Linked DNA regions of Homo sapiens: region 1 is linked to region 2. A link is a contact called in ENCODE Hi-C data. All regions are on one chromosome and are shown on one strand. The core of a region is the stretch at or near the end of the contact, and the rest is flanking DNA. Distances in the headings are between cores, read along the strand shown. Region 1 holds the start of SYNGR4 (synaptogyrin 4). Region 2 holds the start of OPA3 (outer mitochondrial membrane lipid metabolism regulator OPA3).

The links. A loop is a pair of places that touch in the nucleus more often than their neighbours do. Pooled maps may share reads with other maps.
Region 1: a loop to region 2 is called in a map of CD8-positive, alpha-beta T cell, with 24 times the contacts of the local background. The contact joins the promoter of SYNGR4 here to the promoter of OPA3 in region 2. A Hi-C loop is called at or near these places in 2 of 168 maps with a recorded cell type or tissue (CD8-positive, alpha-beta T cell and naive thymus-derived CD4-positive, alpha-beta T cell) and 6 of 50 pooled maps.

Annotation. Positions count from the first base shown.
Region 1 is chr19:48,363,030-48,369,008 of GRCh38, forward strand. SYNGR4 (synaptogyrin 4) reads left to right here and starts at 1,338. Exons shown (of 5, transcript NM_012451.4): 1 at 1,338-1,508; 2 at 2,707-2,906. The coding sequence starts at 2,814. TMEM143 (transmembrane protein 143) reads right to left here and starts at 911. Exons shown (of 8, transcript NM_018273.4): 1 at 869-911; 2 at 262-502. The coding sequence starts at 891. RefSeq lists enhancers at 463-512, 993-1,112, 1,483-1,632.
Region 2 is chr19:45,583,426-45,589,200 of GRCh38, forward strand. It overlaps OPA3 (outer mitochondrial membrane lipid metabolism regulator OPA3), which reads right to left and starts at 1,377. Exons shown (of 2, transcript NM_025136.4): 1 at 1,198-1,377. The coding sequence starts at 1,339. RefSeq lists enhancers at 1-421, 1,257-1,436.

The DNA of each region.
Region 1 (5,979 bases), core at 88-2,587, 2.8 Mb after region 2:
GGGAAAAACCATGCCCCAGAGAGTGCCTGTTCAAGCCCTCAGAACAAGCCAGAGTTGGGAATGGATGCTGCGTCTGCATCTCGGAGACCTGGCTCCTGCATTCCAGCTCATCTCCCGCCCACTAGGGAAACACGAAGGGACCCGGGAACTACAACTCCCAGGAGGCGCCAGGGCAGCTCTCTGCAGCAACTAGGGCCCTGCCGCCGCGAAGCCTGCTGGGAGCCGTAGTCCCCAGGCTCTTGGGCCTGGGACAGGCGGTACCTGTATTAGGAGGCGGAGCAGCTGCTCCTTGGAGAAGGGAATGAAGCGCTCGCGGTACTGCTGGGCCCAGTCGCGGGGCTCCCTGGGGTTCCACATCTTGCGATACTCCCCCATTTTGGCTGCCAGCGATGAGAGGGCCCGGGGGGGCCCGAGGAGCGCGGGCAACAGTGGCCATACTCGGACCCTGGACCCCCAGACCCCCCGGGTCACATGCAGCATGGCTAGACCCTTTCCCCGGAGCCTAAACAGAGGAAAATGGGCAGGGGTCAAAGGCCATCTAGAGGAAAAGCGCCCTCTCCACCTCCACGTCCCACCCTCCAGAAGCCGTCTCTACCCCAGGCAGGGCGCAGAGCCCATCCGCTCGCCTCAAAGCCCCTGTTGCCTGTCCCCTTCCCACACTGCTCAGTTGGCCTGGGTCCCAGACAGGGGTCAGAGGTCTTAGGTTCTGGGGCGTTTTTCAGGCCCAGAGACCCTGTAGTGGTACAACGTTTCTTTGGGGTCTAGACAGCGAGGTAGATCTTAGGAGAGCAGGAAATGCTCGTAAAGGTTACCTAGGGGGTGCAGGGCCGCCCTCCCTGGCCATGCAATCCCCCGATTTCTCCCTCACCTTAGCCAAAGCTCGACTGTCATTGAGCCTCCTGCGCATGTGCAGGAGGGCGTCCTGGGCTCCCGAGGTTCGGCTTCACCCAGCAGTAAAACGCATGCGCAAAGCTTCGGTCAATGCGGGCTGTCCATTTCTCACCGCCGACTCCCTACATCAACTACGCATGCGTTGCCTGCCTTTCTCCACCGCCGGCCTCGTTTGGGCGCGACGCATGCGCCGCAGGAGTGTCTCCTTGTCAGCTTGCTACAAAGGGAAGGGGCGGTGTGGACGCGAGACTCCCTAGAGGGATGGGGCGGGGTAGGGCTCCCGCGCGCAGTCCGCCAACGGCGCGCAGTCCAACGTTCGCCGAGGCCACGCCCCGGCTCGTGTCAGCTCCTGAGTAGGCGGAAAGAGGGAGGGGGCGGGACTTGGGCGCAGCCAATCAGCTGTGGAGGAGCGAAAAGGCGGGAAAAAGCGGAACCAAAAGAAGGCTGAGGTGGCGCTAGGGACCAGGAGGGGTGGGGGTGGCGAAAGGAAGGGCGGGCCCTCAGGTGACGCAGATTGGCCCTCCAGAGAAGGGGCGGCCCCTTCTCAGGTGCCGTCACCCCCAAACCTCAGCACTGCCATTCCAGGTCCTTAAAGGGGAGACCGCGATTCTAAGAAGGTAGCCCAGTGCCGGGGCGTGGCCTCATTCTGAGGTTCCCCACAAATCCGAGGTCCCGACTCCCAGCTTGAGGAGGTGCACTTCCGTGAAAATGGAGCTGAATTCGAAAGGGAGGCCCTTATTCTGGGAAATGGCCCCAAGTGACAAGGACAGCCTGAAATATGCCCTGAGATACCTGGGTTCTCCACGAAGGGTGCTGTCACCCCCAAACCTGAAAGGGATTATTCGGTTTCAGACCTCCCAGGGGCTCTGATCTCAATGGCCGCACCCCCTAGTCCCCAGAAAGTCCCACCTGTGTCCTCTCACAGAAGGACCCAGTCCCTCTGCAGGCCCTTCAGCTCCTGGGTCACAAGACGTGGTCCCCAAATATCCCAGCCCTCCCCTGCACTCCACCTCTGGGATCCCTGACAGCCCTCTCGCCCAACAACCCCCTCAGCCCACATTCCTGACTTCTGGAACCTGAAGCAGCCCCTTCACTTATGTCCCCCACTCCTGGGACCCCCAGAATCACCCTCACCCCAGGCCCTCACCTCTCTGGAATCCTCCATAGACCCCCTTAACCCACACCTCAACCCAGGGGACCCTTAGCGACTCTCTCATCCTGCACCTCCACCTCTGTGACCCCTGGCAGCCCTCCCCACACGACACCTTGCCTGGGACCCCTAGTATCCCCATCCTATGCCCCCCTCTCCTGGGACCCCCAGAAAGCTCCCTCACCACACACAACCCCATTCCTGGGAACCCCCAGCACCCGCATCCTATGTCCCCCACTTCAGGGACCCCTAGCAGCCCTCTCCACACAACACCTTTCCTGGGACCCCCCAGAACCCCCATCCTATGCCTCCCACTTCTGGGACCCCTAGTAGCCCCCTCACCACACAACCCCATTCCTGGGACCCCCAGCACCCCCATCCTATGCCCCCCACTCCTGGGGCCCACAGAAGCCCCCTCAGCACACACAACCTCATTCCCTGGGACCCACCTGCACCCCCATCCTACGTCCCCGACTTCTGGGGCCCCTGACAGCCCATTCACCCCACACCCTGACTCCTAAGAGGCTCAGCAGTCCCCTCACCCCACACAACTCCATTCCGGGGACCCCCCCCATCCCCACCCCATGTCCCCCAATCCTGGGGCCCCCAACAGCCCTTCCACCCCGTGCCCCTGACTGGCATCCCCCATCTGTGTCATCCCACAGCAGCCAAGCCCAGGGCTGGCCTGAAGCCCCCGGACGGCAGTGCCCAGCAGGCAGCGCCCAGCACCCTGGCTCCCACCTCCCAGTGGCCCCAAAGGAAAACAGCTGCCATGCACATCCCCAAAAGCCTCCAGGAGCTGGCCAACAGCGAAGCCGTGCAGTTTCTGAGAAGGCCCAAGACCATCACGCGGGTCTTCGAAGGGGTGAGGCCCTCCCATGGCCCGACTGTGCCCCTGGGTGACAGGAGCCAGGAGCTCTCAACTCCCAGACACAGTGCGGGAGATGGGAGGACAAGGAAGGGGTCAGACGGGGAAACAAGACAACGGAGCAAATGCTGACACCACCTTTTCCTGAGCACCCCACTATAGGCCCTATGCTATTGAGGCACTGATGGACTCTCATAGTAAGGAACAGCCCTCACAGTAGGTGCTGCAAGTCCCATCTCTGAGATAACAAAACTAGGGCTTAGAAAAGTTAAGTAAATTTTTTTTCTTTGAAACAATCTTAATTAGCCAGGCATAGTGGCACACACCTGTAATCCTAGCTACTGAGGAGGCTGAGGCAGGAGAATCACTCGAACCCGGGTGGTGGAGTTTGCAGTGAGTGGAGATCATACCACTGCACTCCAGCCCAGGCAACAGAGCCAGACTCCATCTCAAAAAAAAAAAAAAGAAAAAAGAAAAGAAAGAAACAGTTTCGCTCTGTTGCCCAGGCTGGAGTGCAAAAAGCAGTGGCGTGATCTCCGCTCACTGGAACTCCACCTCCTGGGTTCAAGCGATTCTCCTGCCTCAGCTTCCCAAGTAGCTGGGATTACAGGTGTGCGCCACTGCGCCTGGCTAATTTTTGTATTTTTAGTAGAGATGGGGTTTCGCCATGTTGGCCAGGCTGGCCTCAAACTCCTGACGTCAAGTGTTCTGCCCACCTCAGCCTCCCAAAGTGCTGGGATTATAGGTGTCAGCCACCGCGCCCAGCCTAAGTAAATTTTTTAAATCTGGGATGTCCAGTGGGGTAGCCACAGCCACATGTGGCTACCTCACTTTGCACTAATTAAAATAAAAGTCCATTCTTCACTCACAGTGGCCACATTTTAGGTGCTCAACAGCCACATGTGGCTGGGGACTCTCATATTAGACAGTACAGGCTGGGTGTGGTGGTTCATGCCTGTAAAACCAGCACCTTGGTAGGCCAAGGCAGGCAGATCATTTGAGGTCAGGAGTTCGAGACCAGCCTGGCCAACATGGCGAAAACCCATCTCTACTAAAAATACAAAAATTATCCAGGCATGGTGGCGCAAGCCTGTAGTCCCAGTTACTTAGGGGGCTGAGGCTCAAGGATGGCTTGAGCCCATGTGGCGGAGGTTGCACTGCAGCCTCGGTGACAGAGTGAGACTCTGTCTCAAAAAAAAAAAAAAAAATTGTGGCTGGGCACGGTGGCTCACACCTGTAATCCCAGCACTTTGGGAGGCCGAGGCGGGCGGATCGTGAGGTGAGGAGATCGAGACCATCCTGGCTAACACGGTGAAACCCCATCTCTACTAAAAATACAAAAAAATTAGCTGGGTGTGGTGGCAGGCGCCTGTGGTCCCAGCTACTCTGGAGGCTGAGGCAGGAGAATGGCGTGAACCCGGGAGGTGGAGCTTGCAGTGAGCCGAGATCACACCACTGCACTGCAGCCTGGGCGACAGAGCGAGACTCCATTTAAAAAAAAAAAAAAATTAGTGCAGATATGGGACATTTTCATCATGCCAGAGAGTTCTATTAGACAGCATTGGCTAAGGTCACGCAGTAACAGGCAGGGGCAGGATTCAAACTCAGATCTGTGAGATGCCAGAGCCCATTTATTTTCCACCTCCCAGTTGAGGGAGGAGGAGAAGGAGAGGAACAGGGGCTGGGGCTTCTAGGAAGAGAATAAGGAGTGCAGCCCTGAAGTGCCAGATGTTGGGTGGTAACCGTGTGCCAGGCACCATGCCACCGTTCATTTCATCATCCCCACACTCCTGAAGAATCTGGACACCTGGAGTCAAATCCTCATTCAGCCCAGACTTTGCTGTGTGATCTTGAACCAATCACTGTTCATCTCTGGATCTCAGTACATGAAGGGTTAGGGCTGTGGCTCTGACCTTTAACCTGTGCTGCTTCCACCACTCCGCTTTAACAGAATTGGAAACTAAGGCCCAGGGAGATGTTGAGACTTGATCGAGGTCTTAGGAGTAGGTGGAGTTCCCCGGCTCAGACCCAGGGTCTCCACCCCCAGAGTGCTAATCCAGAGTATCTCCTCTCTGCCCCTTCTAGAGCCTGAGCTTGGAGAAGGAACAAACAGGCCTGGAATCCTGGCTCAGGCACGTGCTGTCCATGCAAAGTGGCATACTGCCCAGTTTACCTGGGCCAGGCCTGATGTCCTTACCAGCAGCAGCAACTTTCTTTCTCAAAAGTGCCCCTTTGGTTTGATGGCTTGCCTGGTCACCCTGTGTCCGTGTGACCCTGAGCAAGCTATGTGATTTCTCTGAACATCTCCTTACTCTCGTCTGTAAAAAGAGGATCCTAATAATCTACTCCTAGGAAGAATCATTGTGAAAATGTAACAAATTAATGCCTATAAACTGATTAGCATGGGCCAGGCAAGTAGTGATCTTTCCTTAGTGATTTTTTTTTCTTTTTCTTTCTTTTTTTTGAGACAGACCCTTGCTCTGTCACCCAGGCTGGAGTACAGTTGGTGCAGTCTCAGCTCACTGCAACTTTCGCCTCCTGGGTTCAAGCAATTCTTGTGCCTCCGGAGTAGCTGGGATTACCAGCGTGCACCACCATGCCTGGCTAATTTTTGTATTTTTAGTAGAGATGGGGTTTCACCATGTTGGCCAGACTGGTCTTAAACTCCTGACCTCAAATGATCCACCCGCCTCGGCCTTCCAAAGTGTTGGGATTACAGGCGTGAGCCACCGCACCCAGGCTTAAATAGTGATTATTATCAAAACAAATCATTACCGTGTGTGAGGAGAGGGCCTAGGATGATTGAGATTTGTGTCCGTTGTCCTCCCCCAGGGAAAGAGGGGAATCTTGAAAACCGCATCCCAGCACCAGATCTTTCGCTGGTGTTAGTTTCTCTACTCCTCACCACAACCCTGTGACACAGGCATTATGATCCCTGTTTAACCCAAGGGGAAACTGAGGCTCACAGAGGTTGAGTGGCATGCCCAAGGACATCACCCAGCTGGTGAGCAAGTCCAACTCGGATCCACCCACCTATCTGGAAAGCCTCGGAAGGCAGGGCGGGTGGCAA
Region 2 (5,775 bases), core at 127-2,626:
ACAGGCGTGAGCCACCGCGCCCGGCAAGATCACCTTTTTAAAGTAGTTTATATTTTGGGTGTTTACTAAGCCCTTTATTTCTATTTATTATTTTTTGAGACAGTCTTGCTGTGTCGCCCAGGCTGGAGTGCAATGGCACAATCTAGGCTCACTGCAGCCTCCACCTACCAGGTTCAAGCGATTCCCCTGCCTCAGCCTCCCAAGTAGCTGGGATTACAGGTGTGCGCCACCACACCCAGCTAATTTTTGTATTTTTAGTACAGACCGGGTTTCACTATGTTGGCCAGGCTGGTCTCGAACTCCTGGCCTCATGTGATCCGCCCGCCTCGGCCTCCCAAAGTGCTGGTATTACAGGTGTGAGCCACCGCGCCGGACCTTACTATGCCCTTTAGATCTGAGCTCGGGCGGCCCCCTCTAGGCAGCCCTGCTGGCCTCAGGTCCCTGGGTCAGCCAGTTCCTCTGAGCTCCGGGGCTCCCACTTTCCCGACCACTCTGGGTTGACAGTGATGGATCAGGAGTATATCTCCCAGTGCTGAGCAAAAAGGCCGCATAGTCTGTCAACCGAATGAAAGGACGGCGTATGAGCGCATTAATGAGTACACAGATGAATGTCCTCTCTGGCTCAAAGTCCTTTTCCGGATTCCCAGGCCATGTCTCCAGAACCCAGACTTCACCCCCGAACCATGCCCCTAATCCAGACTTATTGACTACAGTAAAACTGAGGCACGTCGACGTCCTAAACGGAGGATATACAAGCACCTCCTAGATCAGTGGGGAAACTGAGGCACACGGTGCCGCTTTTGAAATGAAGTTGCCCAAGGACAGCCGGGCAAAGGACCCCGTCCGGTTTCTCCTCAGCCCCTCCCCTAGCTCCTCTATCCTGGAAAGCCCCGTCCAAATTTCTCCCATCTCTCACACTATTGGTTTAACAGGGCATCAGTCTCCAAGCGCTCTCTTCCTTTATCGGCTGGCATTTCCTACTCGCGTGGTGGCTCCTTGACCCGCCCCTTACGCCCCGCCCCGCCCTCACTACTGGGCCACCCGTACGCCCCTCTATCAGAAACCCCCCACTATTGGCCACTGGACTTTGCCGGTTCGGGCTGTGATTGGTCGTAGACAGAAGTCCATCCCCTAAGCAACCACCTGACAGGGGTTGGAGAAAGGAAAAAGGTTGGAGGGAATTCGGGTCAGACTCACGTTGAGCCGGCGGGAGGCAGATATAGGTCTTGAAGAACTCGCTTCGGCGGGCGGCCTCCTTAATACGGTTGGCAAGCGGCTTGCTGACCTGCCGGATGCCCAAGTATAGCAGCTTCGCCATAGGGAACGCGCCCACCACCATCTTGGCGGTCTCACAGGGCACGCGCAACCTTGCTGACTGGGCGGGGCGCCTCAACCTCTTCACTCCTCCCCCGCCCTCTCGTGGCCATGCGTGCGTCAGTACGTATGTACGTACGCTCGAGGGAAACTTCAGAGGCGCATCCTGACGTCACCCCGTCGACGCTGGCGTAGCGACGTCCGTTCGCTGAATATGCAAATATACACGGAAGTGAGGCGGGTCAGGGGGCGGTGCCGTTAAACGGATGCTGGAAGGCGTGTGGATTCCCACGCCCGCCTTGGCCAACGTCACTGTACTCCTTCGTGATGTCACGTTCCGAGTTGGCGTCCCCACCCAAAGGAGGCTCTTAATTAGTCCTAATTAGTCCTATGAGCCCCAAATACACCTTCCTCTGCAAGCTAGGGCTCTCATTGGGATTAAGAGGAAGCCGCGCGGTCATACAGACTTTGGCTGGGATCCCAGCTCTGCCATTTCCTCGCTGTGTAATATTAGATGAGTGGCATAACCTCTCTGGACTTCAGTATTACCGTCTACCAAATGGGAATCCTAATAGCAGTTGCCTCTTTGGGTTGTTGTGAGGCTTCTATGCTAATCTTGAGTGTAAAACAGTGGACCATGGGAAGTGGTTAGAATGGTGCCATTCATATAGTTAAGCGCTCAGTAAATAGCCCTTCTTACTATACAGGTCATGATTGCATTATTAATGCTAAATCCAGCCTGAGGGTGCATTTCACCCCCAGAAGCAGCGAATCCAACCCTTTCCCAAGTAACTGACAAGGAAACTGAGGCCCAGAGCAGGGCAGGGGGTGGCACAAGGTTCCTGCAGAGGTTGATAGCCTGGCATCTTGGCCAATAAAACCATACCCGTTCTCAAGCAACCCAACTTCCTTCATTAGGAGGTAGGTTCCCCAGGGAGCTAGTTCAGAAATAAATTTAAGGACATGTCCCAGACTGTCCTTTCTTACCCAGCAGGGAGTAAAATCATATAAACAATGTCAGGAAGGGGTTGAGAGAAATTCCTGGATGATGGAGTGCTGATGGGTAATTGAGAGATTCTCGGAGGCAGAGGGACAGAAGAAAACAGGAACAGAGGACTGGCCGCCATGGCTCACGCCTGTAATCCCAGCACTTTGGGAGGCTGAGGAGGGTGGATCACCTGAGGTCAGGAGTTTGAGACCAACCTGGCTAACATCGTGAAATCCCATCTCCACTAAAAAAAAAAAAAAATTTAGCCGGGCATGGTGGCGGGCACCTGTAATCCCAGGTACTCTGGAGGCTGAGGCAGGAGAATCGCTTGAACCTGGGAGGTAGAGGTTGCAGTGAGCCGAGATCACGCCGCTGCACTCCAGTCTTGGCGACAGAGCGAGACTCCGTCTCAAAAAAAAAAAAAAAAAAAAAAGGAAAACAGGAACAGAGGAGTGGTGTGTAGGAGGAAACATACATTCAGGACACAGAATCAGGGGGCTCTGGACTTCTTTGGTATCCAGTCTGACTCTCTGAGTGTCCTTTGTCAAGCTCCTGGCACTGAGGGACCTGCGTTTCCTCATCTTTACTGATGGTGCTGGTGTGTGTGTGAACCCTGATATTCTGAATTACTAAGAATGCCAGGATTCCATAAAAACAACCTTTTCCAGGGTCCCTTCCACACGGAAGGTATGCAGAAACTTGGGACTACCTAAGGTCCATCATCCATTTGGGACCAGCCCCCTTCCCATTTTACAGATCGTTTGAGCCTGGGAGGTTGAAGCTGTGGTGAGCCATGAGCTCCACTGCACTCCAGCCTAGGCAACACAACAAGACCCTGTCTCAAAAAACATAAAATTTCTGTCCCCAGGCCGGGCGCAGTGGCTCACGCCTGTAATCCCAGCACTTTGGGAGGCACAGGTAGGCGGATCATGTGAGGTCAGGAGTTCGAGACAAGCCTGGCCAACACGATGAAACCCCATCTCTACTAAAAATACAAAAAATTCGCTGGGCGTGGTGGCGCACACCTGTAATCCCAGCTACTCCAGAGGCTGAGACAGGAGAATCACTTGATCTCGGGAGGCGGAGGTTGTAGTGAGCCGAGATCGTGCCAATGCACTCCAGCCTGGGTGACAGAGCGAGGCTCTGTTTCAAAACAAAACAAAAAAAATTGGCCGGGCGTGGTGGCTGACGCCCAGCACTTTGGTAGGCTGAGGTGGGCAGATCATGAGGTCAGGAGATCGAGACCATCCTGGCTAACACGGTGAAACCCCGTCTCTACTAAAAAAATACAAAAAATTAACCGGGCGTGGTGGCGGGCGCCTGTAGTCCCAGCTACTCGGGAGGCTGAGGCAGGAGAATGGCGTGAACCCAGGAGGCGGAGCTTGCAGTGAGCCGAGATGGCGCCACTGCACTCCAGCCTAGGCAACAGAGTGAGACTCCATCTCAAAAAAAAAAAAAATTGGCCAGGCACGGTGGCTCACGCCTGTAATCCCAGCACTTTGGGAGGCCGAGGCGGGTGGATCACCTGAGGTCAGGAGTTTGAGACCAGTCTGGCCAACATGGAGAAACCCCGTCTCTACTAAAAATACAAAATTAGCAGAGCGTGGTGGCACATGCCTGTAATTCCAGCTACTCGGGAGGCTGAGGCAGGAGAATTGCTTGAACCCAGGAGGCGGAAGTTGCGGTGAGCCGAGATCGCGCCATTGCACTCCAGCCTGGGCAACCAAGAGCGAAACTCAGTCTCAAAAAAAAAAAAAAGAGAGAAAAGAAAAATTCTGGCCCCATCACCTCCATTCCCATAGCTTTACAGCAGTGGGATGGGGTGGGAAGACTACTAGGCCTCCCAGATCCCAGGCCTCCCTCTCTTCTCTAGCCCTCCAGCCCACCAACACCAAAGCCCTGATTTCCGCCATCTCTGTGCTCCCTCCACCCCAGAAAAATCATTGAGTGCATTTTTCCCCCTATTCCTCTCCTCCTTCTTCCTTTCTCTGAGAAGGGTTCCCGGGAAAGTCTTCTGGGAACCTTTGTGAAGGGAGAGGAGGGCCCGGGGGAGCGGGGTGGTAGGAGGGTTGTGAGTGAATCTTCACACCTCAGGAGTCTGTTTACACACCCGTAAGGAGGAAGAGGAGAGGAGACCTTCTCTGAAGGGTGAGGCCTTTTCAGAGCTGGGTGCTTCTTCCTGCTCTCCAGCCTGGTCATGGAACAGTGGCCATTCCTGGTGACCCCTGAGACCAGGGGAGGGAGGGCAGCCTTGGCCATCCTGGGGCATGGGAACACAAGCAGAGATGGGGAGGGGAGAGGGAACCCAAGATGGCTCCAGCGCTGACTCACCAGCCATGGGACCTTGGACTGGTTGCCTGGCCTCTCTGGTGACCGCCCTAGACTAGGGCCTGGGATCCTTCCTGGAAGTTTTTTCTGCTCACAGCCCCTAGTCACCCTTTTCCTGGAATGAGTGAGGTACTCGTGTTTCATAATCCCTCTGGCCCCTGTGCTTCTTCCATTAAAATAAATCCAAGGCTGGGCACGGTGGCTCAAGCCTGTAATCCCAGCACTTTGAGAGGCTGAGGTGGGAGGATCACTTGAGGCCAGGATTTCAAGATCAGCCTGGCCAACATGGAGAAACCCCGTCTCTACTAAAAATACAAAAATTAGCCAGGCGTGGTGGTGCATGCCTGTAATCCCAGCTACTCAGGAAGCTGAGGCACAAGAGTTGCCTGATCCCAGGAGGCGGAGGTTGCAGTGAGCCGAGATCCTGACACTGTACTCCAGCTTGGGCAACAGAGCGAGATTCTGTCTCAAAATAAATAAATAAACAAACAAAAATAAAACTCCAAAAGCTGATCACTGCTCCTTGTTAAATCCACAACCACCACCCACCCGGCCCAACTGACAGCACCTCCCTCTTGGACTCCTGCAGTCACCTCCTCACTGGGCTCCTGACTTCTATCCTTGTCTCCCATATTCCTTTTTTATTTTGAGACAGGGTCTCGCTCTGTCGCCCAGGCTGGAGTGCAGTGGTGCAATCACTGCTCATCACAGCCTCCACCTCCTGGCTCAAGTGATCCTCCGGTCTCAGCCTACCAAGTAGCTGGGACTACAGACACATACCACCATGCCCGGCTAATTTTTAAAATTTCTGTAGAAACTGGGTCTCCCTATGTTGCCTAGGCTGGTCCCAAACTCCTGGCCTCAAGCAGTCCTCCTGCCTCAGCCTCCCAAAGTGCTGGGATTACAGGCTTGAGCCACTGTGCCCAGCCAATCTCCCATATTCTACTCCCCACTCAACAGCCCGTGGGATACTGTTAATACTTAAGTCAAATCACCTTCATCCTCTACTGAGAACCCCCTCATAGCTCCCATTTATCTCAGATTAAAAGGCAGAGTCCTCACTAGGATTTACATGGCCCCACACGACCTGCTGTCCCCTCTCTTGTCTCATTTCCCCTTTCCTCTCGTCCTCTCTACCTCCTCTC